2 separate regions of the Homo sapiens genome follow, and region 2 is linked to region 1. A link is a loop called in an ENCODE intact Hi-C map of the cell type or tissue named here. Cell type or tissue: Caco-2. All regions are shown on one strand. Links, peaks and the distances in the headings refer to the core of each region. The heading gives the core; the rest is flanking DNA. Region 1 overlaps ATG2B (autophagy related 2B). Region 2 overlaps PAPOLA (poly(A) polymerase alpha).

The links. Hi-C counts contacts between places; a loop is a spot of excess contacts. Peaks named below come from ENCODE experiments on the same cell type or tissue, not always from the same donor. Only the 100,000 strongest peaks of a DNase experiment are listed, where the experiment ranks them.
Region 2: it touches region 1 in a loop (2.8-fold over the local background); 5 of 110 quality-filtered maps call a loop at or near these places.

Annotation. Positions count from the first base shown.
Region 1 is chr14:96,303,099-96,313,937 of GRCh38, forward strand. It overlaps ATG2B (autophagy related 2B), which reads right to left. Exons shown (of 42, transcript NM_018036.7): 24 at 10,231-10,337; 25 at 9,967-10,059; 26 at 8,991-9,061; 27 at 8,444-8,520; 28 at 8,019-8,189; 29 at 6,355-6,496; 30 at 3,616-3,818; 31 at 2,491-2,717; 32 at 1,397-1,505; 33 at 1-157. Among named protein-coding and RNA genes, the nearest start is that of BDKRB1-AS1, 40 kb to the left of the region's middle. In Caco-2, for the core only: no CTCF peak of the experiment used is centred there; a DNase peak (open chromatin) is centred at 6,183; H3K4me3 peaks cover 670 bases.
Region 2 is chr14:96,561,390-96,572,228 of GRCh38, forward strand. PAPOLA (poly(A) polymerase alpha) reads left to right here. Exons shown (of 22, transcript NM_032632.5): 21 at 1,430-1,504; 22 at 3,566-5,727. The coding sequence ends at 3,661. Among named protein-coding and RNA genes, the nearest start is that of PAPOLA, 64 kb to the left of the region's middle. In Caco-2, for the core only: CTCF peaks have their summits at 6,151 and 6,366; no DNase peak of the experiment used is centred there.

The DNA of each region.
Region 1 (10,839 bases), core at 1,358-9,357:
AATACAGGTATAAAAATTTATTCATTTGTGATGTTGCCAAACGATCTCGAATCTCAAGATCCTGAACAATGAACACCTGCCGGGAGACTGGGTGTTCTGAGAGGCTGGAATCACAATCAGGTTTGCATGGCGGGTAGACTTCATGCTGAAACTTCACCTTAACGGGTAAGGAGGAAGAACGCGGAACAGTTCTTTACATTCCTTTTATTAAATTGTATTTTCTCTTTAAAATGCAAAATATCACTCATTTTTCCTCTGAATTCTACCTCAGCTTACAATTCCACCTTCAAAAAACTCAACAACATGACATTCCTTCACTTGTTCACTCATTTATTAATCTACAGTGCTCCCTGCTTGTCCAAGGTTTTGCTTTCCACAGTTTCAGTTACCCATGGTCAACTGAGGTCCAAAAATATTTCAGTATTTTGAAACCAAGAGAAATACCTTCCATATAACTTTTATTTTAGTATAGTGTTATAATTATTCTATTTTATTATTCATTATTGTTAATCTCTTACTATGCCTAACTTAGAAATTAAACTTTATCATAGGTATGTATGTATAGGAAAAACACAGTATACATAAAGTTCAGTACTATTTGCAGTTTCAGGCATCCACTGAGGCTATTACCATGTATGTCTGTGGATAAGGGGGACTATGTGGACCCTACCATACACAGAGAAGCTTGACTAATATTTCTATTTGACCTTGGTAAAATCCCTTATTTCCAAGGAAAATTCTCAATAGGAATAAGACATAAAATTATTATCTTGCATACCTATGAAATTGCTTTAAAATGAATCAGCAGAGGCAGGGTTCAAGTTCCAAAAGGAGGCACAGATATGATTAAATACAGGGAATTGTCATCACTACAATATTGCCATGCTAACTATCCTAAAATATGACACTTGGTACAATCTCAGACAAGCTGGTAGAATTAAATGCGTGTGATGCCATCAGTAGTCTGGCCCTACTGGTCTCTAGTCTCACAAAGGACCTGCCAGATGCACTGTCCAAACACAGGCTTTCCCAGACAGATGCTCTAGGGCAGCATCTCCTCAGTCTGACCCTACCTCAGACTTCCTGAATCAGAAACTCTGGGGTGGAGCCCAGAAACCTGTGTTTTAATAAGCCCTCCAGGGGATTCTGGGCTTGCTCAACTGTGAGAACCACCGCTCTAGCGGTAGCCCAGACAAACAAAAATAAAAGAAAAACACCTCAGTCTTCTTAGAACATTTGAGAATGAAAAAGAGGTAAGAGTTTTATACAAGATCCTTGCACTTTTCCAATCCAAAGGGTTGGGACTTAAGGCTCAAGACTACGTGGTGGGGGATAACAAAAGAACCCCCCGCCAATATCCTACTTAAGTGGATTTTTCCTTCAAATGCCATCTTACCTTGCTTAGCTGTATTTCCATTAAAAAGTCATGGTTCCTTCCTTTTCCCCCACATACTGTATTACGTCCATGTCTCGTGGGTGTGTGAGAAGGCGAACTGTGGGGACTACTAAAAATGAGCAAAAAAAAAAAAAACCCTTTTGTTAAAGGAATATTCAAAGAAAGTCAATGAATGACATTAAGGAAAATGATAAGATGAAAGACAAAGTAAGAGTACAGAGCTATCAGAACGCTGCCACAAATTACTAGAAACCAAAACCGTATCTTCTTTACTCTGTAGACACTGAAACACGCGTTTCATTATTGCCATTAGAGTAATCACCTGCTTGCTAAATACTCAAAACTACAGGAAAAGCTAATTATGATGCTGGGATCCGTATCACAGGATACACTTAGAAATGAGACCTCCTTATAAGCTTCTTGTTACTTTGGAAACCCTTTATAGTCAGAACACAAGTCCTAGGAATCCCAACTAATACACAAAATAATTATAGTAAAGTTGGACGTGTTTTAAAGTCGCTTTTAAGTAGAAAAAGCTGCTGAACTATAGTGTCAAATGTTACTGCTCCACGCAGCCTCCATGCCATGCCCCACCTCAATAAGGAAGTCTGCCCCCTACAGGGATTCTGTCCACCTGATTCTCCCAGCGACCGGCACACTGCACTCGTCTCACAGGCGCTCAATGACCACAGGCTCTCTGCTCAGTGCCCTGCTGAATGCTGGGGACAGGGCATGCCCGACCCCACCTCCTGACACACTTCCTGCGTTTCACTGCCCTCTGTCACTCACATGACTCACAGGACCTACTCATTTTTGTGAAATAGGTACATGGTAGATACCTGAAAATTTCTGCTGAATGAAAATGATGAGAGTCAACATTTTAGTAAAAATACAAATAATACAAATAAGTTCACAATTGGAAAACTGTGAGAGTAACATTTAAATTACAGTTTTTAATACTACTTTATTAATAATTCTTAAAATGATAAATCCTATTTTTCTTTTTTCTCTCTAAAGGGGAAATGGAAAATTCTATTTTTCTAAGAAAAGAATATATTGGCCTCCCAAATAAACTTATATAGAAATTAACTTACATATAACTTTTAGCCGGAGAAGTGGGAGGGACTATTCCAAAATCCTTTCCTCCATAAAGATGCCAGACAAGAGAGACCTCCTTCACCACATAGCGAATCACAGGAATGGGAAAGTGTAAGGGGGCTTTGCTCGTATCGGTCTTATTAACGGGCAGACTGAAATAATTGTCTCTTATCACAATTGCATCATCAACCATGATTTTTATAACTGGTTCTTCTTCCTTCTCCTAAAATAAACAAACAGGTAACACATACTCTCTTTTCTAATTAGAAACAACTGATTATGCTGCACATCTCAAGGGGCATTCTTGCTTCTACATTCTTTTTAATAATTCCAGTATATAAAATAAGGTGATGGTTACCGACATTAGTCACCACAAAGATATTCTGCTTTATTAACCATAAAATAAACTCTCTTTGTTCTACGTAAACCACTCCATAAGGATTTTTTATGGTTTACAATTCGGCTTTCACTACTTGTTTGATAATAAAAAAGCACAAATTTAGTGTGTGGGTATTTTTTTTTGTTTAAAGTCAATACTGCAAACCAAAAGTTAACAAATTTCAACATATGGATGATATTACCATGTTTTTAATAATAGGTTTATCCTGAGTTTGATTGTTTGGATTTTTAAAAATTTAACCAGAAGGTTCTCAGAACTTTGTAAACAAATACGGTCACCTACTGGACAATTCCTGGAAAGTTTCCAAATACACATACACACACACACTTATATCTATACATACACACAAACACACCCCAACCATCAGCCTTCACACAAACCACATCTTATCTTTCCCGATTCTTGGACTAGCAATTCTGTCCAGCAGATCCTTCTGCCATTTAATTTCACGATCCTTGAATAGTCATCTTACTATATAAAAAATCTGGAGTTCAATAATCTATGTTGGAAATTTTGCAAATAGCATTCTTCTCTGAGTCTTTAGATGTGTCACAGAAATAGTACAGTAACCATTCACCAACTGTCAATAGTATATTAAAAAAAAAAAAGTAACTCTGAACTATAAAGAATTTACAAAATCAACAGAATTTTCTCCAGGTACCCTTTGGTCAATTCATTTGTAACACCATTCAAGGCTTCAATAATGTTATTAATTTATTACCTGCATGGCTGCTTTTGGTGCAAAAAGAATGCAAAAGTCATCATTCTCAGTGGGCACACCTGTCATTGCATCACTGATGAAATGGTGAGAGAATGAGGCATAGGTGGGGCCGGACTCCTGGGATACATTCCCACTCTCGTCAGGAAACAGGAAGAGGTCTGAACAACATGGCTCCTGAATTTGAGATTTTTCATCCAAAACACCTAGATAAAAAGATTACAACATTTTGGCACACTTTGAAATATCAACAACAACAAGCATTTTAACCATGTGTCAGATATATGTTGTGTGCTTTTACCTGCAATATCTCATTTATTTCCTAAAATAAGTCTATGAATCTGAGGCTTAAAGAGAGCTAAGTAACATGCACCAAAACACCTCAGCAAGAGTCAGAAATACATCAAAAACCACTAATAGGCCAGGCATGGTGGCTCATGCCTGTAATCCCAGCACTTTAGAAGGCCGAGATGGGTGGATCACCTGAGGTCAGGAGTTACAGACCAGCCTGGCCAACATGATGAAACCCTGTCTCTACTAAAAATACAAAAATCAGCTGGGCATGGTGGCACACACCTGAGTCCCAGCTACCTGGGAGGCCGAGGTAGGAGAATTGTTTGAAGCCGGGAGGTGGAGGTTGCAGTGAGCTGACATCACACCACTGCACTCCAGCCTGCGTGACAGACCAAGAACCTGTCAAAAAAACAAACAAACAAACAAAAAACAACAACTAATAAAAAGACAAATGATAAATTCGAAATGGCAATGTCACAAAGACAGTTTCCTCCCAGTTAGTTGGCGTTGGGGAAGCTCAGCAGTTGCTGGTTAGTGTTGAGTGGAGTTTTGCTTTACCCAGAATTTCACCTTTGACAATTCTGTCCTATAGGCGGAGCTCTGGAAGAAACTTCTTGGACAATATTACAATGTGAGGGGAAACTGGTTACATTTAGCAGAGCCTAAATGTAGGGGGAGGGAAGGGGAAGGGGAGGGAAGAATAGCTGTTGAGCAAGCATTAGGTGGCAGAGGAGGCAGTGATTCAAGTATGAAAAGAAGACCTCTTCCTGGGGCCTGGGATACCCAAACTGGATACCTAATCTTAGGTAGCTATCGCAAAAGATTACATGTGCACCAAAATCTGCATGTCAACATATATTTTAATATGTTTACATTACATATTAAGAGTCACTCATTCTTTTCCCATTCATTCATTAAAACCAAACACTGTGATGAGGCTGAGAACACTAAGCTGAATCAAGAGACATACTGGCTTTAAGAGACTCACAGATTAGATTTTAGATTCTTCTACAGCAGTACCTCAGAATTACTCATCCTTACAGGTACCCAGGGCCTAGTACAGAATCTTGTATATTGAAGCCACCCAGTAAATAATCACTAAATATTCTTTCCCATGTAATTAAGGTAGCTGCATATATACATATACACACACACACATATATAAATATATATAAATACATAAATATATATATACATATATATATAAATACATAAATATATATATACATATATATATATATATATATACACACATATATATATATATATATATATATATTTTTTTTTTTTTTTTTTTTGAGACAGAATCTCGCTCTATTACCCGGGCTGGAGTGCAGTGGCACAATCTTGGCTCACTGCAACCTCCGTCTCCTGGGCTCAGGTGATCCTCCCACCCCACCTAAGCCTCCCAAGTATCTGGGACTATAGGCGCCTGCCAACACATCCCACATCTAGCTTTTTTTTTTTTTTTTTTTAATTGGAGAGATGGGGTTTCACCATGTTGCCGAGGCTGGTCTCAAACTCCTGAGTTCAAGTGATCCACCTGCCTCAGCTTCCCAAAGTGCTAGATTACAGGCATGAGCCACTGTGCCCAGCCTAGCTGCTAACATTTATTACAAATAATGTAGTACATAGAACACTAAAAGCCCCAGTTTGCTTCCTTAGTTCTAATTTATCCTAAATTAGCAAGACAGCAACAGTTAACACTAGACTTTTACAACTCCATGAAATAATTTTTAATTAAGATTTCCCAATATATAGATATAGCTATGACCATTCAATTAGAAGAAAATACTGTTGAAATAGAGGCTTTAAAATGTTTACCTGCTTCCCTTTGGCTTTCAAGGATCTTGAATCACCTGGGTCCCTCTTTGCTTACCCAACTTTATTATCTAATTCTTTTCAATAAGAGAACTTTTGTTTCAGTAAGAACCCGAATGTCATGGCTAAATAACTGAGGCTCATGCATGCCTTTGTCTGTGCTCTGTTGATGTTAATGACCTTGCCAAGATTACCTTCTCCTCCCTCTTTACATACCTAAATCCCAACCACTTTTAAAAAGCCAAGCCATCTTACTTTACTAAAGTCTAATAAAATTATCCCAATCCTTTCCAAACAGTAGAGGATATACCACAGTTGAAGTATTTTCTTACATCATTTATCAATCAGTCTAAGTACTGGCACCAGTTTTGTGCCCATTTGTTTTACTAGGCTACAAGCTACCAGAAAACATAAGCACTGTCTTCTACTCACTCTGCATTCCCGACACCAGCCTGGCCAGAGTTACCTATTTACTAGACACTGAGTAGACACAAGCTGAATGATTAACAGATATCCATAAAAACTCATATGCGTCTTTAATAAGTGACTTATTAAATTTACGAGAACACAAATAAAGTAAGCCCCAACATTAACATCAGTGCTCCCTGAGAAGAGTCCTGGTCTTACCATTAGCCTGTGGTTTTACTGACGAGGTGCCTTGTTGCATGTCGATCTCCTCCATAGCATCACTCATCAGATCTCGTAACATTTGTTGATCTGCTTCAGGAAGTACTGGACCACGTGAGGATGATCGACCACTGGAATCTACCTATAGCCAAAAAACCTAATTAAAAATAACTGAAAATGCTCTTAAAAACCAAACTACTTACATTTATTTTATCCCAAAAATACATTACATTGTACAAAAACATCAGAAATAGAAACCTACTCATTTTTCTATGCCCAGCAGCTGTTATATTTCAAGTTTTTAGTATTATCACCCTAACAAATACTGGCAAAGAGCAATAAATGTGTCACCACCTCAAAGCAAGCACAGTGAACTGGGATCTTGAAGAGGCAATGCATTTGAAAACAGGGAAGTTGAACAAACTGCAATAAAGCTGGGAAAGAAGGGATAACTAAATAAGTTTGATCTCCTCAACTCTGATGGTTGCAATGACTTTCATCCCTTTGACATAAAGCCCCTGTAGGACGAGGCCTCATTTCTTGGACACCTAACAACAGTAGGGGGCACACACAGCAGGGGAAATATACTAAACGGTGATTCAGAGCTCAGTTCCAGCACCAAATACTTAACCAAATACTTCACCAATGGTTGGTGAACTGTAGATTCATTAAACCCAGATCGTGCTTTTTATATGTGAGCATGACTCTAAAATAGCAAGTTCCAAGCTGAAAGGGATAATTTAAAATAAGAAGAATGTTTTTTAAAAGGGAATAAATAGTAGGCGGGGTGTCATAAATCACCTTATCGTGAGAATACAGCAGGAACAAGGAGTCACAAACAGAAATTAACACAAATAAAGTGTAAAATAATCCTGAACAAAAGACAACAAACACGATGCCAGTCAGGCCTTTACTAGAGTACATAACAGAGGCTCTAGAACCTAAGGGGACTGAGATTTCTGTTCATAAGAGAGACCACAAAGAATAACAATGAAAAAGAAAAAATGCTAAACAAACTGGACATTCTTCAATTTGGACATAAGAGAAGTTAGAAAGGTGACACTTGGGGCAGAAAAGTGCATTGAACTGGACACCAAAATATCTGGGTTTGTTGCTGTTTCTGCTACTCTTTAGAGCAATCATCTAAATTCTCTGGGTCTTATTAATTTTTAACCTCTCTATCTCACCAGGTCATCATGAAAGGAAAAGGAAGTCATATATGACAAAGTACACTGAAAACTGGATTGTCTTAGAGATAAAAAAATAGGGAAAATATGATGATATAAGTAAGTCTTCTGGTAACAATACTAACACCTGCCATCTATCTTTTCATAGCATTTTTACATACAACTTGCATAGAACAAGCTTTTGCATGATAAATGTTTTCTTTCTTCCCTTAGGACAGATGAAAATAACAAGTCTAGAAAAAAAAAAGTATGATGTTTGCTAGGAAGATTAATGGAAACAAAGAATATCAAAACAGCAGAATGGTTTTCCAAAAAGGCCCATGAAACCACCGTTTCAGACCCCATTATTCTGAAGGTAAAGAACAGATGAATGACTTTCAAAGTTTCTTTTCTACCTTATGACTGTCATGAAGACCTCAATAATGTAAACATGTCACGACATGGCAGGGACTGGAGGAATCACATTGCTGACTGTACCTTAGACCTTCTTTGAAAGGCTCCAGGCTTCATATCTGCCTTGTTAGGTGTCTGCAAGTCACCATAGCTTGCAATGTACTGAATGAGATTCATTAACGCAGCACAAGAGTCTGAGCACGTTCTGATATGGACAACATCGCTGGAACAGTGTAACTCAAAGCGGGGCTCAGTCTGGACAAGACACAGAAAAAGGGATGAAAATGTTTTCCAAATGAGACAAAAGTTTCTTTTTTTGCATAGATTTACATTAAATAAGATTCATGATAATCTGTCTCGCTACATAAAAAAAGTATTTAAATAAATCCATTTTTAATATACTTACTCTATTTCTGACCAAAATTAGGTACACGGAAAAATGTTAAACTCAATTTTTTTAATCTCTTAAAAAATAGAACTTAAAATTTTCATTTATTTTAATAACTCACTTGCTCTCCATCAGAATCAGACTTCACTGCAGTTATGGTTAACTCCAAAAGCCCCATATCCATCACACGAACATAATCTAAAATTTTTAAAATTAAGAAAATCTCTTCAGTACAGCTTTCAAAAATGTGTATCCAACCAACACCCAATACAACTAGCATTCCTTTAAAATTCATTGCAGAGAGCACTACAAATAATTATAATGCAATGAAAATAGTTTCATCCCATAGAAGTCCTAAAATTCACTTTATTTTTTGTTAGAAACAAAAATTATCTTAAATAAAAATTTGTAGTATATATAGTAATTTGATGTACTTAACTAGCATTATAAGAACATTACAATTTCAAACTGAAAAACCAGTATCTGAAAAATGAAGCTGTGAATATATACCACATGATCACTATATACTTAAAGACCCTTTAATCTTTAAGGATCTTTAATAAGATTCTTAGTTCACTAGCATTATCCCAGAGTTAAAATGCTTTAAAATTATTTACGCACAAAAATAAAGCAGAATTTATCTACTCCATTTGTTTTTTAACTCTTACCTCTACTCAGATTTATAGTGACAGTATTGCATTTGTCAGATAGATGTAAAGCAGCTTCATCCAAGATTATTCTGAGGCAAGAAAGATAAAACCAACATCTGAAAAACTAAGCTTTGAGTATCATACCCCATAATCACTATATGCTTAATTGCATCATTCTTTCTGGTATGAACATTGTTGAAATCATAAGCAGTTTCTAACTTATAACTGTCATCTAACATTTTTTAAAAACTGTTTATGAATGCTAGGAATATTTAAATGGTGTAAAGAATTAGATTAAATCATCTACTCAAATTAATTCTAAATTTTTGGCAGTTTTTAAAGAGATGCCCAAATTCACAAGGTTTAAACTATAGTATAAAGATAGAGTGGGCCAGATGTAGTGGCTCACACCTGTAATCCCAGCCGTTTGGGAGGACAAGGCAGGAGGACCACCTGAGGCCAGGAGTTCTCAACTAGCCTGGGCAACACAGCAAGACCCCTTCTCTACAAAAACAAAACTTTTTTTTTAATCAGCCAGGGATAGAGGCACACGTCTATAGTCCTAGCTACTCAGTAGGGTGAGGGCAAAAGATCACTTGGGCTCAGGAGTTGAAAGCTGTAATAAGCTGTGATCATGCCACTGCATTCCAGCCTGGGCCACACAGAGCAAGACCCTGTCTCTAAAAAATAAAAAAATTAAATAAAAAGTATAAAGTGTATCAGGTAGCATGGGAAGTTTACCATATGTTTTAAAATGCAAACTTTTTAAAGAATCTCCAGAATTAATTTCTTCCCTAAAAATGAAATGCAATAATAAATGGGTAGATGAAACATGTCACCTGAGAAAAATTGGGTAATTTGGGTAAAAGGTTATAACTATTAGTAAAAGAACGTTTAACAAAAAATTGAGACTTTAATAAAATGGTTTAGGTAAATATCAATTGGTATGTTTCGAACAGCTTTGTTTAGTATACAATGAAGTTTACACAGGTACCTGAGAGTAGAGGAAGATTTATCCAATGCAACGCTACTGGAAACACTGAATGTTTCCACGGTAAGAAGAGATCGGATTGGCAAATAAAGGGGTCTAATGCCAAAGAGAAACAAAAGAACATCAGTTTGATACGGCTCCAGAAACTCTATTAAAAACAACAACAACAACAACAATTTGAACCTTAACTCTACTGAATTATGTATTTTTTTCAAAATTTAGTAGCATTTTAAATAAAACTTTATTTTGTTCCATTTGTGAACTTACCTATAATCAAGTGCACAGCTCCAAAGATGAACATGAAAAGTTGTAAATGAAGTTGGAGGATTATATCCCAAAACAGGTTCATCAGCAATATTCAAGAAGTATAAAATCTATAATCACAAAAAATTAAAACGCCCTGCTTTAGAAGAAAAAAAAGGTTTCATATAATATCCTTAATACCAATGTAAACCAGAATATCTCACAGAAAAAATCATTTAATTGGAAAATCATAACGGTAAAAGGAAAAAAATCATCATTTTGAAGGAATTAGTTTCAAAAAGTACTTGCATCAGAAAAGAAGGTAATGGATACTGATGGATGTGTTCGTTTGACTACAATAGGCATTTTACTATGCATATCAAGACATGTTATTCACCTTATATATAATAAAAATAAATTTTTTAAAAGTATTTGCAAAATTAGAATTTGAAATGCAGAAGCCTATCCAACAACTCCAATGCTACAGAAATCTTAGAAAATCACACCTTATGAAATTAATAACAATGTATGCATAATATAATTTCATATTTTTTGGCTTGGAACAATTCTCAGAAAAAATAAATTTTGCTAAAGACTGCTTAAAACTATCAATCTGGCTTCTTATATAACTCA
Region 2 (10,839 bases), core at 1,170-9,169, 260 kb after region 1:
AACTCTCTTAGGTTTTGTGTGTGCCCTCATAATGCCCTTGCTTTATAATTTTGATTCACTTTGTAAACCAAGAAAAAAGTATGTGTATCATTATGTAATCTACAAAATTATTAATGGCTTCATAGAATGCTGTCTTAAGGCTATGATTATTTTTATCCAACCAATTTCCTATCCATAGCAATTATTTCCATTTAAAAAAGAAAGTTGTGCTTTCCTGCTGTAATATTGGTTACAGCTAAATACCATATCTGCCATTCATTCATGTTTATTTACTTAGCATAAATTAATGGAAGAAGAATTATTGAGGAAAATAGTATGCTTTATCTTAAAGTTTGGTATACATCACCAAGTTGTCCTCCAGGAAGGCTGCATGTCTTCCATTCCTACTTCTTACATCTTATTTACCTTTTTTAATTTCATAGGAGAAAACAATATTTCGTTTTTTTTTTTTTTGGTATAGTTTCATTGAAATTGAAGTTTTTATATTTTTCTTTTCTTCTTTGTCCTTTTTTTGGTTTTTTTTGAGATGGAGTCTTGCTCTGTCGCCCAGGCTGGAGTGCAGTGGGACAATCTCGGCTCACTGCAACCTCTGCCTCCTAGGTTCAAGCAATTCTTCTGCCTCAGCCTCCCGAGTAGTGGGGATTACAGGCACCCGCCACCATGCCTGGCTAATTTTGTATTTTTAGTAGAGATGGGGTTTCACCATGTTGGCCAGGCTGGTCTTGAACTCCTGATGTCATGATCTCCCCACCTCGGCCTCCCAAAGTGCTAGGATTACAGGTGTGAGCCACCACGTCTGGCCTATATTTTTATTTTCATTTATTTGTGTAGATATTATTTTCTTTTGTGTACTGCTTTTAAAAAGTTTAGAGTGATGGCATGACATACTTTACCCTGTGTTTTCTGATGAGTAGAATCAGTGCACTGATTACTAGAGAGGGGTGAAGAGACCATAAGGAGGGAGAAATCTTTTTTAGACATATTTTCTACTTTTAATTAAAGGTGTGAGGTTATTTTATTTAGTAGTATTGAATAAGTTTTTTTTTTTTTTTTTCCTCCCACAAAGCTAAGAACTGTCCTTGGGTTTATGCTCTGTTATTGTCTGGGCAACATTTCATGATGTGCCTATGTGTGTTTTTAATTATTGTTTGCTTAAAATGTCCCAAGTTGGAGCTGGTTGGAAAGTCATGAGCTAGTTTGACCCATGCCTTATAAGATTTAAGTAGGCAAATAGAAATTTATTAATATCTGAAATGGTGAAATAACCTACAACATCTACTGACTAGATGTTTTTGTAATGTAGTCACATCTTTCTCTTGATCCCTCCTGTCTTCCAGTTTGTCTTCTTTATTAGCCACCAAACCCAGTTATGTTCTTTTATTCTTTTTTAAGTCTCTTTTCCCCCTTCCCCATCCTCTTTGTCTCACAGGAACAACTTGATACAGAGACAAGTACAACTCAATCAGAAACTATTCAGACAGCGGCTTCTCTGTTGGCCTCTCAGGTACTAAGTGCAAAAAGCAAGGAGAATTTTGTAAATGTCCTTAAGATTAGTGTGGTATATTGAATTAAAGTGAGAGTTCATAGAAGACTATTAAAATTAATCTTTCTGAAAGTAATTACTTGCTAGCCTATAAACGTATTTATTGTAGTTTTAAGGCAGGGCCCTGGATTTGACGGAACCGTTCTCTGGGACTGTTTCGATGTTAACCCATCCCCTTATATTAATATATTATTTGATACTGCAAATCATTTAAATTCTCACTAGTCATTTACACAGGGTTCATATGTAGGTTTTATTTGTAGGTCAAAAGTGAAATTAAAACTAGGAATGAACTAAAAAACATTCTTCGTGGATTTCTTTTGCAAAGGCTAATATATTTTTATTTTAAAAATGTATTTCTGCCTTATTTTTCCACTACTGATTTCAGTTAGTTATTTAATATAGCCCATAGCTCTTCAGAATTATGTTTTCATTTGTCCTAGCAATTCTACTTGTGACAGACCCTCACATACAGAATACAGTAGGCATCTGGAATCTTTTTTCATTGATTTGTGAACCTTCATTTTGTTGAATAATTTTTTTCTTGAATCCTTTCACATGAATGAACCCTAACATCTAGCTCAAATTCTGACACAAAGTAGATATATTCTTTAATAGATGATAAAACTGGTTAATGTCTACAAAGTAACTGAGATAACAACTGCTGCTGTACTGATATGATACTATGTACTATGATGATATTTTGCTGCTCCTGTGCAGCTCCGAGTTATTTTAACGTGATCATTTAAACATGTGCTTTTGCTAGATGTTAACTTTTATTGACTCTAAAGATATATAAATATTATGTTTAGTTTCTGAAATACCTTTTCCATAATCTAATAAAACTTTAGGGGGAGTAACTAACATCAGGAAGTATGCTTAATATTGATACGTGGACAAACTTGTTTATCAGTCTTAAACTGTCCTGTGATTGTGATTGCATGTTTTTTGGTTTGCCACATACTCTCGGGACTTATTTTCATAGTTTTGTCTTACTGAATTTATCCCTATAGTAATTAGTACCCATGGGTATTTGCCTTTTAGATATTTTTATGAGTGAGTAGAATTTTCTTTCTAATGAAAGGATTCATAGAGCCATAGAGAGAAAAATCACCCAGTTATGTAAGAAGAATGATTATGTTGATTTAAAAAAAAATTCATTCCTATCTTTGGTAATGTTAGGGGCGTACTTATTTCTGGGGAGGTGATAATATTGTGGCTATACCTAATAAAGAGTTCTTATTGTTTTGAGATAAATCTGGAAATATTTATAGATGAAATGATAAGATCTCTAGGATTTGCTTCAGAATAACACAAGGTGAATTGAAAGTGGGAGGACAGTGGCTTTGATTTGATAATTGATGAAGCTGGGTAATGAATACATGGGGATGCATTATACAGTGCTCTCTACTTTGTGTATGTTTGGAATTTTCCATAATAAAACTTTTAAAGATCCATCTCTGTATTTTTTTAGTGTTAAAGAACGCTTGTGATTTAATCTAATTAATATGAAAATAATCTACCTAAAATTTAGGATGATTAAATTATTGCTTAGCTGTATATATTTGTTTAATTTACAGTGTCAGAAAATAATAAATTTACTGCTGCTTCTGTATATAAAATGAGCTTTGAGTATTCTCCCACTTGGGGGTGCTCCAATACTAGTTAATATTACAGCTATTAGTGTTGTAATAAGTGAATACAGTTTAGCAGTAACTTAAGCATTATATGATAGGTGATTCTTAGAGGAACAATTTTAAAAACTATTTGAAATTACTTAGGAGTTTTTAAAATATTATTAAAATATACCTATTTGAAAATTCCTTTGTTGAACACATTATTTGTTGAACAAATAATGTGATAGGCATATTTACATTCCATTTTGACAACATTATAGAGTTTTTAAATTTGTAATACTTTTCTTCTTAGAAGGTTTCTTAGGAAGTAAAGCAATGGAAAATACATCTCATTGTTAAATTATGGTGCTTTGAACAATGTTGTGTTCTTTGCTTTCATTCTCAGAAAACATCCAGTACAGACCTTTCTGATATCCCTGCTCTCCCTGCAAATCCTATTCCTGTTATCAAGAATTCAATAAAACTGAGATTGAATCGGTAAAAACAACCTCAGGGGTCCATAAACAATATCTGCCAACTCAACCTGTTGTCTTCAAATGCTAAAAAAGGAGAATGGAGGGTACAAGACTAGACATGACTGAAATGGATTTGGGTTTTTTGGTGACCTCCCTTACTGGGCTAATCAGCACTTGATCGGAAGTCCAGGTTAGTATGTGAAGCCAGGAGTACTATTATTATTGTGTTAGCAACAGTTGCATTAACTATTTCAAAAATTACTGCCTTTAAAAAAAACAACCTCAAGCTATATTTGTATTCATAATTGACATCTGGATTGGGTTTATGTTTGATGCATTGTTTGGAAAATTTGCAATACAAACTGGCATAAGAATTACTTATTCTGATGATGCACTTTTATGTATTTTTCATTAGAAAGTAGAACTAATTTTAGATTTTCAGCTTGATGGATTTTCAGTTTTTCCTGAAGAATTTTCTTTACCATTAGTCTTCAAATTGGATACTGTTGTGCAGTGGTGTACTGTTATACTTCAGAGAAAGGGTAAGAGTACATCTAGTTCAGTTCCTATGAGGTAGCTGTAACCCTTAAAAATGAAACGTCAACTCTAGGGTACATTTGACATTGAAAGAATAGTTAGGAAATAACTTGGTTTTGATAGGGTCATGATTAAGAAATGATATATTGGTTTTATTTATGGAATTGTTTTATAGTGCATACAAATCAGCGATCAGCCAGCAAATATTTTTCTTTGAGCTTGTGAAAGCTCTGTGTTCTTTTGCCTTCAATCTGTTGTCTTCAAAACAAACAAACAAAAAAAGCTTCTTGCGCCTTTCCCTCCCCTGTTTTCTTCCTTTTTCTTTTTGCTTGTATGCACAAGGTAGGACTTACTTCGTAAGAAACAAAATGCCAGTATTTTCTTAAGCCATGATGTGAAACCAATGACCCTGTGACCACATGGCACAGAACACTAAATTTTGGTCCCATGGCTGAAACTTGAGGGTGACTAAAAGTAATGCCTGTGAAACATGATATCTATCTGGGATGGCCATTTGATCTCTAAAAGGAATTTTGTACACTCCACAGAACTCCTATCTATAGTAAAATTGATTTTCAGTTTTAAATGTGGGCAAAAAGGCATTTTCTCCAAGATTTTAAAACTAATTCTTATTTTTAAATGGTTTACCAAAATTTGTCAGTACATTTTACGTGTAGAAGCATTTTAAAAATCATTTCTAGCAAGCACTTGACATCTAGTCAGCTCTCTACTCCTTTATTTTGTTTTATCAAAAGATTAAGAGCTCCTTTCTTTGAATAAAATAATTTCTCATAATTAAGCAGTAGAAGATCTATCTTCACAAAGTATGAGGGATGCCAGATGTTGATAAACTTACTCTTTCTGAATCTGGACAAAGTCGACTTAACAGATTTTTCTGATGAGCATGTTTTATGAATCCTCCATTGTGCTCCATTCTATCACATGTGCATTTTTCATGTTAAACTGCAATTACTTAATCTCTTCCCCTATCCTTCTAAATTAATTTTCTGAAGTTGGAGTGTAGTCTTTTCCCCCTTAGGCTATGCATTAATCGAAGCTTTCTTTTCACCATGACTTTATAATGTCTAGTAAACAATATTTCTACTTCCCACATCTTTGCTTTACACAGTCACCTTGCCCTTCCTTCCACCACCGAAGAAAAAAGATGGTCATACTAACAGGTGAAATGTACAAGGTGTCTGTGTGTTTTGTGTAGCTTCAGAGTTAGATTGAAATTACCAGGCACAGATTTAGTCTTGTCATTTTGTTTACACATTGGGGAAAACAATTCAGTTTATTAAACGTTTCATGTAACTGCACCCAAGTTTTGCCAAGCTGGAAACTTGGACCTTTTCTGTGTAGTGACTTTTTAATTATAGTTTTCATAACCTGGAGATCAGACTGTTGCTTTCGCATGATGTATGTAGTGTCTCATGACTGGAGTTTGCTTTGTTTTATAGTATCTGTACTCCTTGTATTTTTCAAGAGCTATTTTGTAAACAGATGATGTATTTCTCCATTGAAAACACAATAAAAAAAAAACAGCACAATCTCACAGTTGCCTGATTTCTTTTGACTACTACTTTTTTCCAGTAATCATAAGTTTATAGTATGATTCTAAGTGAGGATTTGCAAAAGAATTTGGTTACATTAGAAAAGATTTGTTTCTGGTTAACTTCAGCCATTGGCAGCAGCCTTGTATTTATAGCTCAGATAATAATTAGGTGTTTGTTTTTCATATAATTGATCTTTAGGGAGGAAAACATTAATATAGTTACTATTAATTCAATTTTAGCTCTTCCGTCCTCTAAAGTGTTCTGTGTCTGTAGACACCATACGTTATCTGTATATTTATTCTATGCCTGTGGACAGTGTACTGTCCTTTTCAAAGCATTTAGCACTTTAATGTCAGCAGGTGGCACTGTTGTTTTTCAGTGAATTTAGAATTACAGACCACAACCAACAGGATTCTATGTTTCTTATTTTACTAAATGCAAATCAGATATTGCTTTTCTTAACCCCCCAGATGCTCAGCATTGATACTTAACTCATGGTGCAGGAGCGAGCTGCTCTGTGTATTTTGTGATGGTCAGCTCTTGGGTATGGTTATCTTGTGTTTTGGGTGGAGGGATGGACTCTTTGTGTCAAAGCCATTATTCTGAGGGACATGCAGTTGTTCATATATCATTTCTAAAATTCTAATGTAACCTTCCCTATATATGAAAATGGGAATGTGGCTGCATTGTGGGATAACTTTTTAGTAAAAGCAAAATTTAACTTCTGAGACTGTTCAGTAAAAGGGAAAATATTGTAGGAATTACCCTTATCTCCCTTGTTAACACTAAAAGAATTGAACTGGCTGTACTTCCTCTACTTTGATAGTCATCTAGATGCAGTTTGTATATCACAGTTTCTGAGTTTTATCATCCACGTGGCCTCTTGGCATTTTCATGCATCTTGCTGAATTAGTAAAATTATAATGGAAAGTTGTGTTTTGTGGCTGTGGGTATATTCTAGAATAAAGTTTTTATTTTTCTAATTAACAGGTTTTTTTCCCACCACACAGAAAAATGTTTTAGAGCTCTGCATAGTATTAATTCTGGCTGCATTCAAGGTGGCAATAAATGATCAGCAGCTCCAAGTCGTAATGGATATATGAACAGATAAATCATTAATGTATACAAACTTGTAGATTGAGTCCCAGAAATACTGTTAGTGCACTTAAATTATAAAACTGTTTACCTGAAGCAGCACTGAGCAATCCTTTGGATATACTTTTACCTGTTTTTATTCTAATAAAAATGACTAGTACAAGGAAAATTAGTTGGTTTTTAGCCTGAATTGTATGTTTTGATTTGATTTTTATTTCTCCACATTATTTTGCTTGTTAGCTTTTCTTCAAACCAGTATCACAAATGGATGCTGTCTTCACTCAGACCTGACTTTGGTAAATGAAATATTATGTTCTGTAATAAATATGACCTTCAGTCATATAGAAACCAGTGGTCTGTTTAATATCTATTTCTCATAGAATCAATTCATTCTTCTTTTTTCTTATCAATTTAAAAATTCTTGTTAAATTTTACATAGCTTTTATTAGCACCAAATAAGGAAGATGGCCTCAATGTTTTTGAGCCATGTGTTTCAGAAGTGATTGTACTTCATTCTAGATGTGATTTTATATACTTGGGAAATCATTTCAACTTCTTTTCTTCTTTGGAGACATGCTTTTGTCTCAATATTCTGGGAACATCATTACAGCTGATCAAACCACACAAGTATTCTGTTGAAAGGGATGGAATTTTAAGTACATTTTTTTCTTTCTTCATCCCTTCCCAATTCACAGGCCTTTCCTTAAAAGGGTAGAATTAAGACTAGGCTTAAGTTCACATTTCAGAAACTTTACATTTGTGTGAAAGGTTGTGATTTTAGTTATTGTGCTTTTTTCTGCAATTATCTTTTAATGTTTTTTCTATTTTAATCCAGCTAAGAGTCACACCTACAAAGGGCACAGTTTTTGTTGAGTTTTTAGAGTTTATCTGCTGTTTAAAATGTTAACTTTCAAAGTATTCATACTTTAATATAAATAAGAGTGCAGTCACTTTTTCCTCTGGTCTGGGTATCTTTAAATTCCACCAGTAAGGTGGGAAATGTGTCTATTCAAGTAAAGAACCAGAAGAGTGAGCGAGAGAGACAGAGAGTGAGAGCGTGTGTGTGTGTATCAAAGGATTATATTTTTTGCTTTGATACTTCTAAGGTACAGAATAATGCTTTGTGCCACTAGGTTAGAGTTCTTGTTTGTTATATGTTGTTTTAATTTTTTAATGGTGAGAATGGATTTATGCTCAGCCCTCCACACTCCCTCTTACTGGGTTGCAGAATTGACTAGGGAAAGCCCAAGGGTGTGCTGGTTTTGTTTTTCATTTTGGAATAAATAGAGTCTGGACGCTAGAGAGCTGATTCACCCTGGACTTGAACTCGGCACTGCCCACTTGGTCTAAGCAGCACCGTTCCCTTTTCACCTGAGCACAGGTGTCAGAGCATTAAGACATACTATAGCAAAATGCAAAATTTTGCAACAGTATAAATTCAGTTATGTATTATCAGTCTTAAAATTGTAGAGTCTTCCTCAGTAGTCATTGAATAATACTCTTTTTGTCAGTTTGTTTCTCAAACAAGTCAACGGGTTTGTTATGGTAGGTTTTAGTCTTGGGCTGGTTTTAATGTTACTAGTAGTTAAATGATAAAGTCTCACCTCTTTTAATTACCACACATCACAATATTTGAAACGGTGTAGATGGTATCCTCATTTTTCACATAACCTGGATGGTTTTTATTAGTGATATGATTATGACCTGATTTTTAAAAAATTATCTTTAAGTCTCTTAAAGTCTCTTAAAAATACTTCACAAGCTTTTTAGAAGTATTTCCTTTAATTAATTTGTAGGATGTTATTTTTTGATCCAACAGATTTCATGCTGAAAATATATATTTTGAATAATTCAAACATTTCAGTTTTATGGTTTTTTTTTTTTTCCAGCTCATTGGAGACATTTATCTCAGTCTTGTGTGTTTTCTAATAATGTCATGTAGTCCTAAAATAGTTAAAACTTTTTTTTTTTGGTATAATACTGTTTTTGCCCAAAGACTTCTGGAAGTGCAAAATAACAAAGTTATTTCTGGGGAGTAAGGTGATCTCTGTCTCACTACCGTGCCCCTCTCAATCCCCATACATACACACATATGTGAGTTTTGGGGTTCTTTTCAGTTTTAGGCATCAGAAATTGTGTGTGTGTGTGTGTGTGTGTGTGTGTGTGTGTAAAAACGTAAAATGTCCCAACTTTGTGCTCTTCCTTGTGGATGCTGTCTCTCTCTTGGCATAGCACCCTCCTTAGAAACTTTCACACTGTGTGATGCCTGGTGCTATGTGATTTCCAGAAATCTGGCATGAGAATTGGTCCTTGTTTGCGTTTTCTGACTGCAGTGGAGCTGTTAATAAAGAGATTGATGATAAAGTTGTCGAAAAGAGACAGTTGGGCAGAACTGCTCCCCATGAGTGACAGAGGGCATGATCTGCCTTCACAGCCAAGAAAGTTGCCCCCAGCTGAGAACCGACCATGCCTGGACACTGTGCCAAGACTGTTAGGGGAACTTTACTGCACTATTAGGCTACTACCTCTCTCTCTGTCGCTTTGGCTTACTTCACATTACCATTTTTTTCCTTAAGTTCTTGAGATGCTCAGGACAAATCTCTGCATATACAACACACACTTTCCAACTGTAAAATAATTATTTTTGAAAATTATTTAAAGCACTCAGTTCATCCTAATTTGGCTTTTATAGTAAAATAGTACAAGTTTTAAAAGTATTACTACAGTTTTCATACAAAGCCTGCCTCAAGAATAAGCATTGGCTTCAATAAGCATTGGTTATGGGATATTAGACATTTTAGCCATACTTATTGTAACTGTATTTTTCATCTATCACTGTTTGTAAACTTAGGCTACTGGCATCCAATTTAGCTGTTCATGTTTTGTGTGGTCTCCTTGATAACCTGTAAGATTTTTTTGGCTCTCTTTAATGCGACTTTAAAGGTACAAATTTTTCCTGTAATTTTTAAGCTGTGTTAGGTTACATGTTTTTCACTTAGGTTTTCTTAAATATGAGACTATTTTAGTAGACTTCTCTTTTGAGGAAACTGATACCATTGTGGCCTTTGTCATGTTGAATGACCCAAACGTGAACACTTTGGTTTCTTAACAATGAAAATTCTCGTAAAGCTAGTTTTCCAAGCATGGTCTTTGTCATCTGCCTAAATTGTTGAATAACTTTTTTTTTTCCTTGAAAATAACCAGTCTTCTTTAAAAATTTACATTTAAAATGTTTAAATTTTAAAGTCTCAAAGTAGAAGGCACCTAATGAGCCTTCTCGTTCATTTTGTCTGTGACGGCCTCTGCTCAACCATTTCCATTGAGAGAGGAGTCTGTATTTCATGTTGCCATCTCTAGGCAGCAGTTGAAGTTTTAGCTTGGCTCAAGGCGATTTTCTTAATCCCCATAGTCTCCTTAGAAGCCAGTTATGACCCATCTCTACTTCATTTAACAGGGGACCTCAAAACATTACTCAGGAGTCACTAGCTGGTTTTCTTATCCAAAGTCAGATGTAGGGATGTGTTTTATAGCTAGAGTATGTTAGCACATCACTCATTCCCTGTTATTTGAGTAGTGGTAGTCTAACACCACTCATTCTCTAGGAACCACACACCTGAAGAGGGGAATAAGGTTAAGCTCGTGTCCTCGGATATATCGTAATCAGGATAAATCCCCCAAGTGAAGTAGTACCTGTGGGTGTAGTGGAGCAACTTGTACATTAGGGCGATACCAGGTTTTCTCAGTAGGCTTTTGCGAGGTTTATGGTGAGCATGAGCTATTGCTAAGCTAGAAATCCACTGATAGGAAGATAAAAGCAGTAATTTGCAATAGATGAAGAAACTATCAAGTGACATCAAAGATCATGTAATTTCTCTCTACTTCTGTCCATCTCGTAAAGTGTGTTCTTGCTATTCTGTATTATTTGTTCTACTGACTCACTTTTGATATGGGAAGAGGTAAGATGGAATGTCTTACAGGACTCTGGTTTAGTGAACTGAACTGTAGCATGTTGAGAG